Linked DNA regions of Mus musculus: region 2 is linked to region 1. A link is a loop called in an ENCODE intact Hi-C map of the cell type or tissue named here. Cell type or tissue: heart. All regions are shown on one strand.

Evidence for each region. A loop is a pair of places that touch in the nucleus more often than their neighbours do. Peaks named below come from ENCODE experiments on the same cell type or tissue, not always from the same donor. Only the 100,000 strongest peaks of a DNase experiment are listed, where the experiment ranks them.
Region 2: it touches region 1 in a loop (2.8-fold over the local background); 2 of 42 quality-filtered maps call a loop at or near these places.

Annotation. Positions count from the first base shown.
Region 1 is chr10:16,634,158-16,642,157 of GRCm38, forward strand. No RefSeq gene overlaps it. Among named protein-coding and RNA genes, the nearest start is that of Gm20125, 460 kb to the right of the region's middle. In heart, a CTCF peak has its summit at 3,073 (motif pointing right); a DNase peak (open chromatin) is centred at 3,064.
Region 2 is chr10:16,992,844-17,000,843 of GRCm38, forward strand. All of the region lies in intron 1 of Gm20125 (predicted gene, 20125), which reads right to left. Among named protein-coding and RNA genes, the nearest start is that of Gm20125, 99 kb to the right of the region's middle. In heart, no CTCF peak of the experiment used is centred here; DNase peaks (open chromatin) are centred at 1,238 and 4,158; H3K27ac peaks cover 403 bases.

The DNA.
Region 1 (8,000 bases):
TTTTGGAAAGAAAATTAATCTATTGGAGGTACCCATAGTGGATGGAACAAGTCACTCTAAAATTAGAGATTAGAGGAAGAAATTGGCATGAGAAAACAAGACTAGAGAAATCCTGAGATAGGCAGGGATGGGGTTTGCTGTGAGGCTTGTTCTGATGCCAATGCAAAAAGGTATCTGCCCAGGAATTACAGACAGTCCTTCCTCAGTGAGTGAATGAGTAGAGGAGACATGGGGCATGCTTGAGCTGTGGATTTGCACAGATGCAGAGACAAGAATGGGGAGCATTTTATGAAAATCCAACAATTCATGGAAAGACGCAGAGGAAATAAAAATACTTCGCTGTCCCCCCTTGTTGTTGTCAAGTGCAGAATTGAGTATGCTTTAGGGTATCTATCAACAGCAAGGCTAAAAGAAGGCTTCAAGAGACAGACTAAATAACTGCACATTTAGAACCATGGGATACATTTTTACCTGGGATAAGAATCTTTAAGCAAGGGAAGAACAGTGTAAAATTTCTTTTTATAACATAACACCAGTGGCCAGACAAGCACTGATGGATTTAGATGGAGAAAAATACAGCTAGAGCCCTAAAGCACTTTCTGAGATAGAATCTACATTTGATAACTGAGCAAATACGTGTTGTAAAGAAGGGATCAGTGGAGCACAACTGTAACAGAAGAAACAGGGATTTTACAAACTGTATATTTAATCCAAGTCCCTGCTAAATCCCACCTGGAGTTTCTGCCCCTGCAACAATGCATTCACTTAGAATTGAAATAATTCCTTTCAAAATGGAAATGCTTTATTTATTTATTTTTTGGTGTTTATGGTATTCTAGATACAGTGTAAAGCATTAAAGAAGTGAATAAAATTCTACTTTTTCATGCCAAATATTCATAGCCTTATAGCAATACTAAAGTAATATTAAAAGTAAAGTAATATTAAAGTCAAGAACAAACTCATACATCAAAAGCATTATTAATAATAGAGTTGCAATGTACTACCTAGCTATGTAGTAAAGTCACTTCTTCCAGAGATGAATGAGAGAGAAAGGAAGGTTTGGTAAACAAGATAAAAGAGAGTAAACACATTGAAGATGTGCTGTAAACAATCCAGTATGTTGAATACCCAAGGAGTAAGGAAGAGACTGATTTTAGAGGAATATCATGATGAGTAGTAAGAAGGTCAAAAACTGTACATAGGAAAAACTGAATGTTGTACCATGGTTATTTCCTATGGTATCATTGTGCTCATGTTGCTAAGAAAATGTACCCACAAATGGAAAATTATTATGCACAGTAGTGTGTTTTATCATACTTCTGAAACTTAAGAATTCCAATACAAACAAAAGACTGATTTTATGTCCAGTGAATCTCTACTTCCAGGTAGCAACACTTGTGAAACCCTCAGAAAACAAAAAAAAAGAAGGTAAAACACAATGCTCCCTTCAGTTTCTTTTAAAAGATCACCAACTGCAATTACACGGATTCCATTCTCATGATTTCCTAAGCTCCGTAGACACAGCTGCTTAGTGCAACCACTTTAGTGATTAAATTTCATATCACAGTACCTATGATAGTTGCAGTGACAACATTTATAATAGATGTAATAATAAAATGACAAAAGTCAGGATCTTTTTACTACTTACATGTGTGATGCTACTGATTTAAAAAAAAAAAAAAGCACAATGTTGTCCAACTCAACCTCCAAGTCGTTTAGAACAATTGAAGAAATAAGTAAGAAAAGGCACAGCAAGAAATCAACAGGCTGGCTGAATTCCACACCTTCTATGTGGAGAAGTCATCACTTAAACCATATACTACTCAGTCACCTGCTCCTGACAGGCGGCAACTAAAGATTCTGAGCAGAACGATGCTGTCGCTTACGTGTCTATTTGGAACAACAGTTAAAAGGATGTTGATTAAGGGCTACAGATCATACTGTTCAGCAAGGGAAAATGTCTTACAAATCACCCCAAGTCCATGAGCACATGTCTGTGATCCATTACTGCTAAGACAGAGATAGCCATATTCCTAGGATCAGCAGCCTATTTGGTGGGTTCTGTGTCAGTGAGAGACCTTGTCTCAAAAAGCAAGGTAGATGCTGAAAGTACGACATTCAAGGAGTCTATGTCCATCCATACTTATGTGTATAGCAACCTCTTGACACACATCTGCACCACAAATACACACACACACACACACACACACACACACACACACACACACACACACGTGTGTGTGTGTGTGTGCGCGCATACATGCATACTTGTGCACACACTCACATTACATATTGCCAATGGTAGATTAAGTATTGGCAAATGGTAATTAGAATGCTGGTTCTGTGTTTCAAGTAGCCATTACTAAGACATAATTAGTCATGATATTACAGTGAGGGTAAATAAAAAATTATATTTGTAACTTATTCAATTTATTGATTTGAATTTATTGATTTGAATCAGTCATGTGTGTTGATGCAGAGGAAGGAATACTCTTAGATGCCAAAGTGTGAAGTGAAAAGAAGCTAGGTTAGCAATGCCAAATAAATAACTTCAGGTATATTGTCTGGGTGTGGCCATGAGATAACCAATGAAAAGGGTGGGAATGAGAGAATACATTGTTTCAGGAGAAAGGACCCAATATGTAGAACCAAGGATCATTAGAGTAGTCCAGCCCCTTGAAGATAAGAATGTAGACCTGACAGGAAATAAAGATGAAGAATAAGGAAGAGAAGTGCAAATAGTACAGATAATTTTGGAGGTGAATTGAAAATGTTCTGTAATTTAGATCTGAAAAAAAAATACAAGCTACATTGAAAAAGCCAGAAGGAATGGATGTGTAGACACAGAAGAACAGTTAGAGAAGAAGAACCAATTACAAGGTTCTGAGACTCCTACAGAAGGGCTTTTAGAATGAACACCATGACCTTACAGAATGTCATGAAATAAACTAGATAGAAGTATGACCAAGAATGGGCTATGGATGAGTGCTGTTGACACAGGAAGCTTCTATTGCACAATGATGACAGCCATCCAGCCAAGACAAAAAATGTTCCCTCTGGCTCTGCCCCCAGATGGAGCTGTGTGCTCATCAGCAGAGCTATAAAATGGCATGTCATGGGAGTGGAGGATGAAAACTGTCTCTGTAACTCTCACCATTCAAAAGTTTGTCAAAGCAGCATTATTCTTTGAGGATAAGCAACTGTCCTCTGTAGTAACTTGACACATACTAAGTGAAGTTCATCTTGCACTGAGAATCCCTTTCCCACACTCAGTGTGAAAGGGAGGGAAATATTTTCTGAAAATACTGACAATTTGCTCAGTTATTTTCCATATTTAACTTATTTAGAAAATGTCCTCAATATAATGTCTGCCGCCATCTAACATTTAACCTGTGTAGCATATACAATTTCATTGGGCTTACAACGTTTGGGAATTCCATTTTTTCACATGCAAAGGAAGATTTAATATGCAGTAGAAGATGACTCTGCCTTACAAAAATAAATGAGAAACTGCTGTTCTTTGTTCAAGGTCAAATGTCGCTTTCAATTAAATGTAGGTATTTAAGAGGGGGTCCTGATGAATGCAAGCAGTAAGCTTGAAAGCCCATAAGCATACATTCAAAGAGCCTTAGAACTCAAAGAAAAGAGTGAATGTAAATTTTCAGAACTGTCAATTTTTCATTTGAAATTTTGGTCTTTATTTCTTCTTATAATCTGCCCTAGTCAAGCACATATTTATTTCTTTCAAACCTGCTCCTTTCTTTGAAACTGTTGTTATATTTCCATGAAAATGACATCTTTGTTCTTTAGAAAATCATTCCCAGCTTATTGTCTGCCCTGAATTACAATAATCCTATATTTGTTACAATCTAATCACTTCTACAGCAACCTACTGTGAGGTTAGAAGTAAAGGATTAAAACTTCAAGTAGAAATACAAAACCACCCCCTTAACAAACCACAATATATTTTTTCAACATAAATATCCCAAGGAACAAAGAAACATTTTGACATAAGAACTCTGCAGAATATAGAAAAACGCAGCAGAACTGTTTATCAAAGTTTTCCTTGGTGTGTCAGCAGGTTCTGTGTAACTGACAGTGCTGATCCAAACGTTTTGATAGTAATAGAAGTGTTAACAGTGATAAGAACAAAAAAATATTAAACACTGTTGACTGTAACATTTCATTTCCACTGCCCTAATGCTGTTAGTGCAGAAAAATGGAACAAGAGGGAAGAGACTCAGCCACACAGCCAATGGAAATGAGGATTTAGTGGCAGGAGCTACAGAGGCATATAGGCATTAACAAAAAAGGAAAACCAAGAAAAGAAAGGAGAGAAGGAAGAACAAAAAGAGAGAGGAAAAAGAAAGTTAAACTAGCTCTGTCTTTATTGGTGACAGCAAAATTAGAGGAGATATTATTTGAAAACAAATGTGTAATAAATGAAACAGTAGTTGTATTCAAAATAATTATATTCTCTTCACTGACAAAAATATGTGACTGCTGAACAGACTTTCATAACATAGCAATATAAATGACTGTTAAATAACAATGTTAGTATAATATATTCATACTAACTTAGCACATATAAATGCAGCATTACTTTTAAAGTATGTTTTTATATTCTTCACTACATAATGCATTTTAGTGTTTACTTTGATGTCTTTATATTTCATAATCTGTTTAAGTTAAACATAATGTAAAAAGAAACAAATTATACCATAAATATACAGATATTAATATATCCACATTTTACTTGCTGTCAAAACATTTTGTGCTAACTTCTTACATTTTATAGATATTAAAATTACTAATTTAGGAATATGAATAACATAATAATCCTATACTGCCTAAGATAATCTCATTCTTGAACAATTATTTTGTGCTCTTTGAACTTTCCAACTATATACATGTTCATATATACATATATTTTTTAATTGGGCTATGTGCAGTTGTCACCCACCCCAAACGTTTATTAATTTATCATATAGAGAAAAAATACTTATTTCCATCCACAATTAGGAAAGACAAAGATGTTATTGCTTCAAATATGATATTCTCTGGAAATTATACCCTAAACCTCAAGTAGTTAATTTTGAATATGACACCTATCTTTAAAGCCTTATACTATAGGTTTAGATGTATATAATATTGAGTTCCATTTTATGTTATTAACTATATGCAATGTTAAGATTTTAACTTTTCATCCTTTAAAATAGATATTCCATTTGTGTTTAGCTATATGTACATGAAGTTGTAATTCCCCTTGTTTGAATTGTAGTCACTGTACTTTATACAAATATCAAATAATCTAAAAATTAATACAGGAATATTGGTTTAAGGTTTTGGGTTTTTTTAGAGACATAAATTTGAAGAACAATTTATTTTTTCTGAATCATGTGTATGTACAACAACATTTCTGTTTCATATGTTTATAATTGCTGCAAATTATCAAAATCACAAAATAAGAAAATAGTATTATAAAATTAGATACAGCTTTCTATTCATAATTACAGGCCTCTGGGCATGCAAATTACAAGAATCTCCAATTTTTTGTTCTTCATCATGAATCAAAATAAGCAACCAAAACAACACAATCCTGTAAACTTAACATTTGAAAGATAAAAACAGACATTAGTTTCAGAAAAAAAGACTCAAATCTTTGTTGAGGACACACGTTTTGGACAACTCTTGCTATGTGATATGCATGATTGACAGCTAGGCAGAAACACTGCTACTGTTTATTATACAACAACACTTTTTTTTTTTTTTTTTTTTTTTTAGTGCAAGTATTGTAGAGTTGTCCTTTTTGCAGTACCAGTTTGTAAGCTCTCATGTTTAGATATGGTGTTTTCTGACTTCAGAGCTCTTCGAGTCCTGAAGGTAAAGACCAGCTATTCTTGAAATACTACCTCATTTCTCAGCTGAGCCCATCAATGCATGGCAGGGTACATTCGGGACACTATTACATTCTGCCATGAGAATAATGGTAAATAATCTCTTCTTCAGCTAATGCCATATGGAGTTTGAATTTGGCTTCACTTGAGCCTTGGTCTTCCTGGTTTCAGCCTAATCCACAGGTCCCAAACATAAATACTACAGCACTGTTCACGTCTCAATCTCTAAACTATCCAGAAATCCAAGCTTCCCATCAATGCATGCCTTGCAGCATGGAGCTCGCTGCACTAATCCCGGAGACCTGACCCTGTCAGGACTTGTTAGAGGTCACATACCAGATGTTTCTCATCAAGTGTCTGAAACATGATAGTGAGTCAAGTCTCACATCGCCTCAAGTGTCATTCCTTCTGACTTCCATAACCTCACTTGCAGTCATTGAATTTTATACCAGCTTTTAATTTTAAAAAGAAAAATACCCCAGATACCCATGTACTTCTAAATTGGAATATTAAAGAAGAATTCCCCTGAAAAGAGTGGGTAGAAGAAAAAAAAAAGAAATACAATGTATCTTAAGGTGGAATACTTAATACTTGGGATCTGAGACAAAAGTTTGTCTTAAGTTGTAAGTCAGTTTGGGCTACAAAGTAAGTTCCAGGTCACTCCTGACTATAGTGTAAGATCCTTCATACAAAACAATAGATTAGACTAGACTAGACTAGACTAGACTAGACTAGACTAGAATAATAGAATAACAAAACACGGTATAGTAGAAAATATTTAGGACCCTCAGGATTTCTCCATCTCCTTCCTAAGAGAGTGAATCCCTATCCCAACTCCCACCCATCCAACATCTCCAAGTCTGGAGATAATTTAATGTAATATTGTAGGTTGCATTATTGAGAGCAGATTATAATGCAGTCTAAGCATCAACTAAATTCTTTGCTCTCCTAAAAGAATAAGTCAGTCATAGCTAAGCAATGATATAACATTGAGGAAGCAGAGCAGGGAATGGTATAAGAGCTTTACATAGAGGGAAGCTAAGACATTTCAGGGTATCCTTTCCTAAAGATAGTCCATTTTTACAAAATAATAATACAGGATATTACTGTGTTTACAAAAAGATTTCTCATGGTTCTGATAGAATTTTCGCCAACAGACCAATGTCAGTATCACCAAGAATAAAAAGAATTTCATCTACCAACCGATATAACAAACTACAAAGGACATAATAACAGGCACATACAAATTGAGAAGTATCTTACTAAATAAGGAGACTGATCATCATCTTTTAACTCCCAACATAATAAAAGACAGGAAAGACTGAAGAATTGCTTAGACAGACTAAGCCTGATAATCAGGAAAAAGAATTCAGCACAGCCATGAGCTAGAATCTAGACTCTCCCCATTTAGTTTGATGTTGGCTTTTGTTTTGCTGTATATTGTTTTTATTATATTTATGTAAGCACCTTGAATTCCTGATCTCTCCTATACTTTTAATATGAAAGAGTGTTGTATTTTGTTACAGGCTTTTTCTGCATCTAATGAGATAATTCTGTGGGATTTTTTTTCCTTTGAGTTTGTATATATAGTGTATTACATTGATGGATTTCCATATATTGACTATCCCTGCATTCCTGGGATGAAGCCTACTTGATCATGGTGGGTAACTCTTTTGATATGTTCTTGGATGTGGTTTGCAAGAATTCTATTAAGTATTTTTGCCTCAATATTCATAAGGAAAATTGGTCTATTGTCCTCTTTTCTTGTTGGGTCTTTTTGTGGTTTAGATATCAATATAACTGTGACTTCATAGAAAGAATTGAGCAGTGTTCCTTCTGTTTCTATTGGAAATTTTTTACCCATCCTTTTACTTTACGGTAATGTTTGACTTTGACTCTGAGATGTGTTTCCAGCAGAATTCTGGATCCTTTTTACATATACAATCTGTTAGCCTATGCATTTTTATTAGGGAACTGAGTCCATTGATGTTGAGAGATATTAGGGGCCGATGATCATTGCTTCCTGTTATTTTTATTTTTGAGTTGGAATTATGTTTGTAAGGAAAGAATAGCCTTCACAATAGTCACAAATAATATAAAATA
Region 2 (8,000 bases), 360 kb after region 1:
CAAATGACACTCATCTAAGATCAAGGGAAGTTCTGCAGTTGAAAGAGGGACATAACATACTACAGAACAAAAATCATCTACAAGGCATTTTATAAAAAGTAAAAAACAAAAACTGTTTGTTATCTTGCCTTTTGGAAGATGGTTATATTTGTTTTTCAACTCTCATGCTTCCTTGGACAGAAATTTCAACAAGAATAGATATCCAGTGTCCATGCCTTGAGTGATTGGCTGATCTATTTCTGCCTGTTTCCTTCTAATGGTTGTTCAATAAATCATATAGGAATTACTATGGCTTCTGCTCTGAAGGAGTCAAGTGAAAAAAGAATATCCTTTCTCTCCTGGGCAGTATTTTCTGCTAACAGCACACTTGTCAAAGGCTTTGAGTACCCCAGTGACAGGCACCAGATAAACATATAAATAGCTTGATAAATAACTGACAAAACACTATACACTGTTTGGAGATAAATGTAAGCACACCACAAAAGGCAAGATTAATCCTTGGCATCTTTTTTTTCTAATAGACATTTCTAGACTAAGGCCACAGTATGACATTCAGATTACAGAGCAGCAATTTGAAATATTCAAATGCTTTTGTTGGGCCATGCATATTTTCTAGTTGTTGAGTAGCTATGATAATGCAGTATATTTCAATTCTGGAAGAAGGTCTGAATGATTAGGTATATATGAAATGAAAATATATATTATAAGGGTTTAGGGGTTGTACTATAAATAACAACTTCAAAAAACCCGTACAACCCAAATAGTATTTAATAGCAGTGAAGCACAACTTCTAGAATGCTGAAAAAAAAAGAATTAGGAAATTATAAAAATTATAATTATCGAGTTTTCTAAAAATTAAGTTTATAGGTGCCACAATTAAACCATCTATGCTAGAGAAGAAAAAAAAAAAACTCAAAATGTAAAACTCAGATCATGAGCGCATGCAGCATGTTTTTGTTTTCAGAGGGACTGTTCCATATGTTGGTCGACCAACCCTGCCAGGCCATTTGCAGGCTGTCCTGCTGGGCTTATCCTGAGTGTGACACACACCATGCAGAGATTGTGATATATAGAAGCCAGTAAATTTCCACTATGTGTCACAATCATGAGAAAGACAGAGCCTGGTCCCTGCTGACTGTGAGGATGCTATTAGGTGGCTTTCTGGAATAGCAGTAACAGAAATCTCCAACAACATATTTTAACCTTCAGAGTTATTCAGGCACATTCTGATCTCACCAAATGGGCTGATAAGAGCGAAGTACAAACTTGGCATCAAGCAGCTGTTTCCAAACAACCAATGAGAGGCACAGTAAGGGAGAGATTTTTTTTTCTTCTGTTTTTAGATACAGTCAGTGGCTTTCAAGGTTAACTATTCCGTAATAGTTTTTCCATTGCATAAAACAAGAAGAGCTATCATTTAAGTGTATCAGCACACAACAGGAAAAAGAAAAAGAATTTGAAAGAAAGAAAGAAAGAAAGAAAGAAAGAAAGAAAGAAAGAGAGAGAGAGAAAGAGAGAGAGGGGAAGGAAAGAAGGAAGGAAGGAAGGAAGGAAGGAAGGAAGGAAGGAAGGAAGGAAGAAAGGAAGAACAACTAGAGTGCAGAGGTGAAACCAAGCAGGTTCTCAGGCCAGCACTAGGCAAACATGAGACGCAATGGATCTGATTCTAATTCAACTTGAACAGGGTCCGTGTTTCAGTTTCCGTCCTTCGTCCTTTTTCCACTGGTGCTTATCACGAAATCTGATCTATTTGTAGGTTTAATGCAAGGACAGGGAAAAAGCTGACCTAACCTTAGTATTATAGGAGATTGTACTAAATGTGAGGGCAAGAGCAATAATTCCGCAGCTTCCTACTTGGCCATGGGCCCAGCTTCAAGAAATAAAAATAGAAGTGTCTGAACGTAACTAAAAAGCTCAGCCACATGGAATTAAAATGCCAATTCCCTTCAGCCTTCCTTTTTTTTCCAGTCATGAAACTTTCAAAGCCAACACATTCAAAAGCTCCTACAGCCAAGAACCATCATTTGGGTTTTTGGTGATTCAAAATGACTGCCACCTTCAGGAGTCTCCACCTGGCTGTGTCCATTCCTTTAAAACATTAGCAACTAAATAAATATATAAGGCCATCGGAACAGAACTCCAGGATGGCACTTTCTCAGTTGATGGGTTTCTGTTTCTAAAACACACTTACATTAATGTTCTTTACCTTCTAAATAGACACAACAGTTTAAAATGAAATAAGACCCAGAAAAGGCTCCTAATGTTTTCCCCAGCTTCTGTTTCTAATTTGCCCAAGGGCTGTGTTTAGCATATTCCCAGTGTCACCTACTGAAAGGGGAACTGGAAACAGAAACTGATTTAGGGATTTAGGAACGGAAAATTTACCATTGTATGGGATGATAATTTGATGTGCCTCCAGTGACTGTACACACTAATTGTTTTTATGAATACTATGAATATTCCACACTATACCTGTCTTCTGAGTAAAACAGACACATCTTGATGGTTGAAAACATTTTCCATCTTTCTGCCTCATCTGTTTCTCCCTCCAATGTTGAAATGACCCAGTGTTTAAATGACATTTTTTTTCTTTTTCTTTTTCTTTTTTTTTTTAAGCCCTGAGTTGAAACTCTTTGAAATTCAGAGGAATTTGAAAGAGGTACTTAGGGTGCAATGAGAAATAAGAATCCAACCCAGGCCATTTAAAACTCATGTTTATCTAGCATTCATCATTTTCTCCTCTAACATATGAATATAGTTTCCAAAACCACAAACCTCACAAGTGTTTAGATCCCAGACTTGTAAACAGGTTTGATTTCCTCTTACTGAGCGTCTTCCTTCCTTGTTCCTTATTGCATTCAGCTGGCTCTAATTCCTTTCCATGTACTTAAAGAAATGAAATATTTCATCTGAATTAAGAGCAATCATGTATTTGAGAAGATCAATCCAGAAAGAACAGAAAAGTGAATTGTTTTCAATGAAGCTGTTTACAGTGACTGAGCAGCTAGGGGTTAGATGAATAAATAAAAAGACCAGTAATTTCATTGAATTATATTGTTCAATTTCAATTGTGTCTCTTAATGTAAACAGCTCAGTGATTGATGCATTATCGAATATTCGTGGAGTGTGTGTGTAATGAATATGTTTATGAATGACCCAGTGAGAGAAAATCAATCTTAGAAAGATTTCTCTGTTGAATTGTAGTTTAGATGATTGCAAATCAAAGTTTAAAATGTCTGGATTACAACATTGAGTACTTCAAACTTTCAGAGGGAAAATAAAGGACCTGAAAGGCAACATAATAAAGTGACATGTAGTAAAGAAAACAGACAGTGTTTTCTAACGTACTTTTTTAGTATTTAAAGTCTTATGTCAAAGTAATAATAAAACTAGGAGCCAGTAGACAGGAATGGTGGCACACACTGGCAGGATCTCTAGTTCAAGACCATCCTCGACCATTCGTGTTAGGAGCCTATCTGAAAAACAATAATGATTTTGTTATTGCTTAAGAAAAGTAAGTCCATTTATTATTTCTGTCACTAATGTGGAGGAAAAGCTGACAGAAACTGTTTAAGGAAGACAGGGTTTGTTCTGGGTTAGAGTTTGAAGGTAAACAGTCCTTTGTGGAAAGACAGGTATGCCAGCAGAAGAGTGCTTCTGCTAGTCATATTACACCCACAGTCACAAATCAGACAGAAGCAAGAGCAGAGGAGAAGAGAAGCTGGGACCAGCTCTGATTTTCCCTTACTCAGACTGAGACACCTGTGCATGTTATGATGTCACCCACATTTACAGTGGGTCTTCCCACTTGAATTAACCCAGTAAAGAACATCCCTTACACACATACCCAAAATTTGGCCTTCTAAGTAACTCTAGATCTTGTCAAATTTGCCAATTCATATTAACCACAACTATTACCCAAGCATCCTAAAATCATAATAATGTATGCCAGCCGTTGAAAGCAATCATGCTTTTCTTTTAGAATTATGGAATTATGAAGTACCTGCCAGGAAAATCCACTTTTTATTCTAGCCAATGGATCAACCATCTGTGAAAATACTACTTCCTGTGAGCTACTCACTGAACCACATCCCCTGAGTGCCATGCTTGTCCAAGTGTCTGAAGTGATTGACAAAGCAAAGCATTAACATCTTTTGGGGAGTACCCAGTTGCGAAATGTCTCACTTCCCCCTTTCATCCTGACTCCTCTAGTTCTGTAAATGTGCTTAAATTACACTCAGCTTAAAACTCAAGCCTTTTCCATTTCCTGTCTCTGTCAATCTACTACCAACACTTCACATTTTCTTTTGTTCCACGGTAGGCAAAGTGCTTTATTTACTTATTTTTATTCATGTGATATCTGGGGAAATGATGGCAGAGAGATTTCCCAACCACAGACCAGACTGGATCCGCAACCAGGAGAATGAGCTTCACGGGGGGAACTTGTTACATACAACAGTTTACACACAGACCCAGGTTAACCTAATCAGACCTTGCATTTTAACAAGATACCTCAGTGAACAGTACATGCGAGTTTATTAAGCATTGACCAAGGAAAAGTAATAGATTTGCTTATGATATCTAAACCTGTGAGGAAAAGAGCCCAAAACGAACAACAATGAAAAGATATCCCAGCTCTATGTTCCTGAGCCCAAATATGGCATTACTATAAATGTGACTTTTGGGAACAACAACAACAAAATCACATGGCAAACTTTTGGAGCTAACCTCAGATAACTAAAAAAACAACAAACAAATACAATATCTGCAGGTGAATCCAATAGATCAGGGTGTGTTTGTGGGGGGAGGGGTAATTGGTAAGCAAGTCTCAGTTTGAGAAGATTGTTCATGTAGTACACATGAGCTAAGTTCAAGTGAGTACCACCCATCTCACATCATTCCTTCCTTTCTATGCCCTTCATCTCCTGCTATAACTAACTCACTGTTCCCTCTGAGTATAAGTCAGTGGCCACTTTATCCTCCTTTAACTAACTGACGTAATTATCTCTCTCTGTCTCCCTTTCCCTCTCCCTCTCTTCCTCCCTCCTTTCTTCCTCCCTTTCCCTTTCTCCTCTTCCCTTCCACTTCTTCTCCCACTTCTTCTCTCTCTCTCTCTCTCTTTTACCTGTATTGCTTACTCTATATTCATTCTTCATCCAACAACTCTTTCAAAGTTTCAGATAATGACTTCATTGGAGTACTTCAATGGATGTACCACAGCCTCTTAAATTATTCTTACATGCCCTTAATAGATCCCAGTATATCTTCAAACTCCTGCCCCATCTTCTACACGTGTGTTATGTTAAACATCACAAGGAATGATCTGAGAAAACCCATCAAAGAAAGCAGAGGTGTCTCTAGGTAAGTTTCTGTCTCTAGCAACAAGATCAAAACGAGAGTGTTATTCAAGATCTCTTTACAGCAAACATTCAATAGGTTCCTTCTGCCCTAAGCCGGAAACCTAGAAAGGGGTTAGTAAATGAACATGTCATGGAATTGGGCTGAGGATGCATCCCTACTTTAAACTTTCTTGCTGTGATTCTAATTGAAATTATCAGTGTGGTATTATGGAAAGTTGGTTTTTAATAGCTTTAGCCAGAGACCATTCTTTTGATCTGTAACCAACACTGGTTTTATTTTATTTTATTTTATTTTATTTTACTATTTTGTTTTACCCATCCTCAAAGTAATACTCATGAGAAATCATTGTATAACGTCCTGATTTTCACAATACAATGTCTTATAAAGCAGCACCCTACCGCACTAGTTCTGGGCCCTTGATTCCTTATAATTTCTGAGACGCTGCTGCTCCTGCATCACTCATCACTCTTCCATAACAAAGCATCATGCGACTCCAGCCTCCATCATAGTTCTCTCTGTCCCACAAATGACATCTTATGTACAATCAAATATGGGTTCCTCCTTGTAATAATCTCTACTTACACCCTGTATACTGTCTCTATTAACTAGACAAATATTTTACTTCATATGTTGTGGTAGGCATGTATGAAGAAGCGCTAAGTTACAATCACTTATCTTAAAGTAAAAGCCTGGACACAATCAATGAAGCCATTCAAAGGGAAGAAACTGATACTGGTATACAGCTTTGACAACATGTAAACCCATGGTTGTCTTGACAATAACAGACAAAGTAAAGGGCAGCAATATTGTATAGCATGGAAGTGTTGCTAGGGAAAAAGAAACCTAAGGAGTGTGTGTCCCAGTCTCGCTTACTTCATCTATAAACAAAAGTGATGATAGTAACAAGAACAGGATTGCCGCACACCAGTCAAAATGAGATCTAATGCTGCTTTATAAAAAGAAAAGTACCACATTATTCTCATAAATTGGTTCTACACATCGAGATCCTGAAAATTGTTCCAAAAGATTAACTTCTCGTTGAAGTGTAATTCCTCACAAATAAGTTCTGCAAATCTTTTTTACTATTTAACAGCTTTGTGAGTTTTTTAGATAGTAGGAGGAAAATCAATAATGACAAAGCTAATGCATGTTTTCCTACATTCAAAACCTTATGATGAAATATTAAGATGAGATATGCAGATCTTTAAGTATACGAGTTTCAAATGTGTTTTTTTTTTTCAAATGTGTTCTTAAACTTTTTAGAGTTGCTATATTAAGTTCAAAGCAGTAAGGGGAGATCATAAAATATGCAAAGCCCTACAACACACACAGTTACTAAGTGCATACTTAAGTAAGGGTCAGCCCTCAACAAATGCACATGTATTCTATTAAGAAAAACACATTACAAGTGATTTTGTTGCATCTCAGTGTTATAAAGGAAAGAGAATTGCCATCAGACTTGTGAAACAAAATAAAAGATGTTCCTTGTTTTATGAATCGAAAAGATTTTGCATAATTACATGTTGCTTTTTTAGTTGAGAAATACACCAACATGCAAAATTTATCAGAAACAGTAGCAAGTTAGTCAGTTCTGCTTGGCACAGACTCTGCAATAGAAGCTATAAAGAAACATACTAGAAGGGAGATTTGATTCTACATATTTATAAAATATTTCAAATATGTGCTTATTTTTCATATTGCTATGCACACTTTGATCACATGTGCTTAGCTTTTCTTCTAAAATAGATGCTGTCTTTAGCTTATTTTACAAGGTGAAAGAAAACAGGTCCTAATGTCTCTCAGGGTTCTGAGAAAACACAAGATGTTTCTGTCTTATTTTACAACTTCACTTGAGGGTATCATGGTGCTTTTTAAAACTCATATTCAGATTTTGATGAAGTCAATAGCATTGTGCTGTGTGTACTTCCTAAGACCACTGACAAATAAACCTGCCACTCTCTCCTTTAAAATATCTCAAAATAAGCAAACGAATAATATCTGAGGAATTGGGGGGAGGGGAACAGCTCTGAAAAAGACAAGCGGCAATCACAGTCACATCCACCACTGTGGATGATTAGTCTAAAATGTATAATGTTTATGAACGAGAAACATATTTTTGCAAGTGATCAAATTCAAATATTCTAGAGACTTGATATGACAAACATTTGTGCCTCTGTCTGCCAGGGGGCAAATATAGGCAGCAGCTAGAGAACAATTAGCAGAAATACGACAACAGGGAGCATCATCAAATAGTATTAGTTAAAATGACAGAAATGTAAAACTGTGAAGACTCAATATACAGCTAGCAAGGCAACAAGCAGAACTGGGAAAGATCTCCAAGGTGAGGAGGCTGTGACCCAAGGAAGCTTAACCTTGAAATAGTATCTTTAAAAAATTAATCACCCCAATATAGCGTACCCACTGTTTCTTTGCAGGTCAAAATAAATTACCCTTTTCCTGGGAGGGCAAATCACAATAGGTCTACAATGGTTCTTAAAATCCACTTAGGTAGAAGATCATTTGATATAATGAATTCTGCATGTCTGCCTTTTAACATCCGTCACCTTGAAGACAGATACCAAAGAGCTCGAGGTTGCCCATCGCCTTCTATAGCATCAATATTCAGACACAATGGGGAC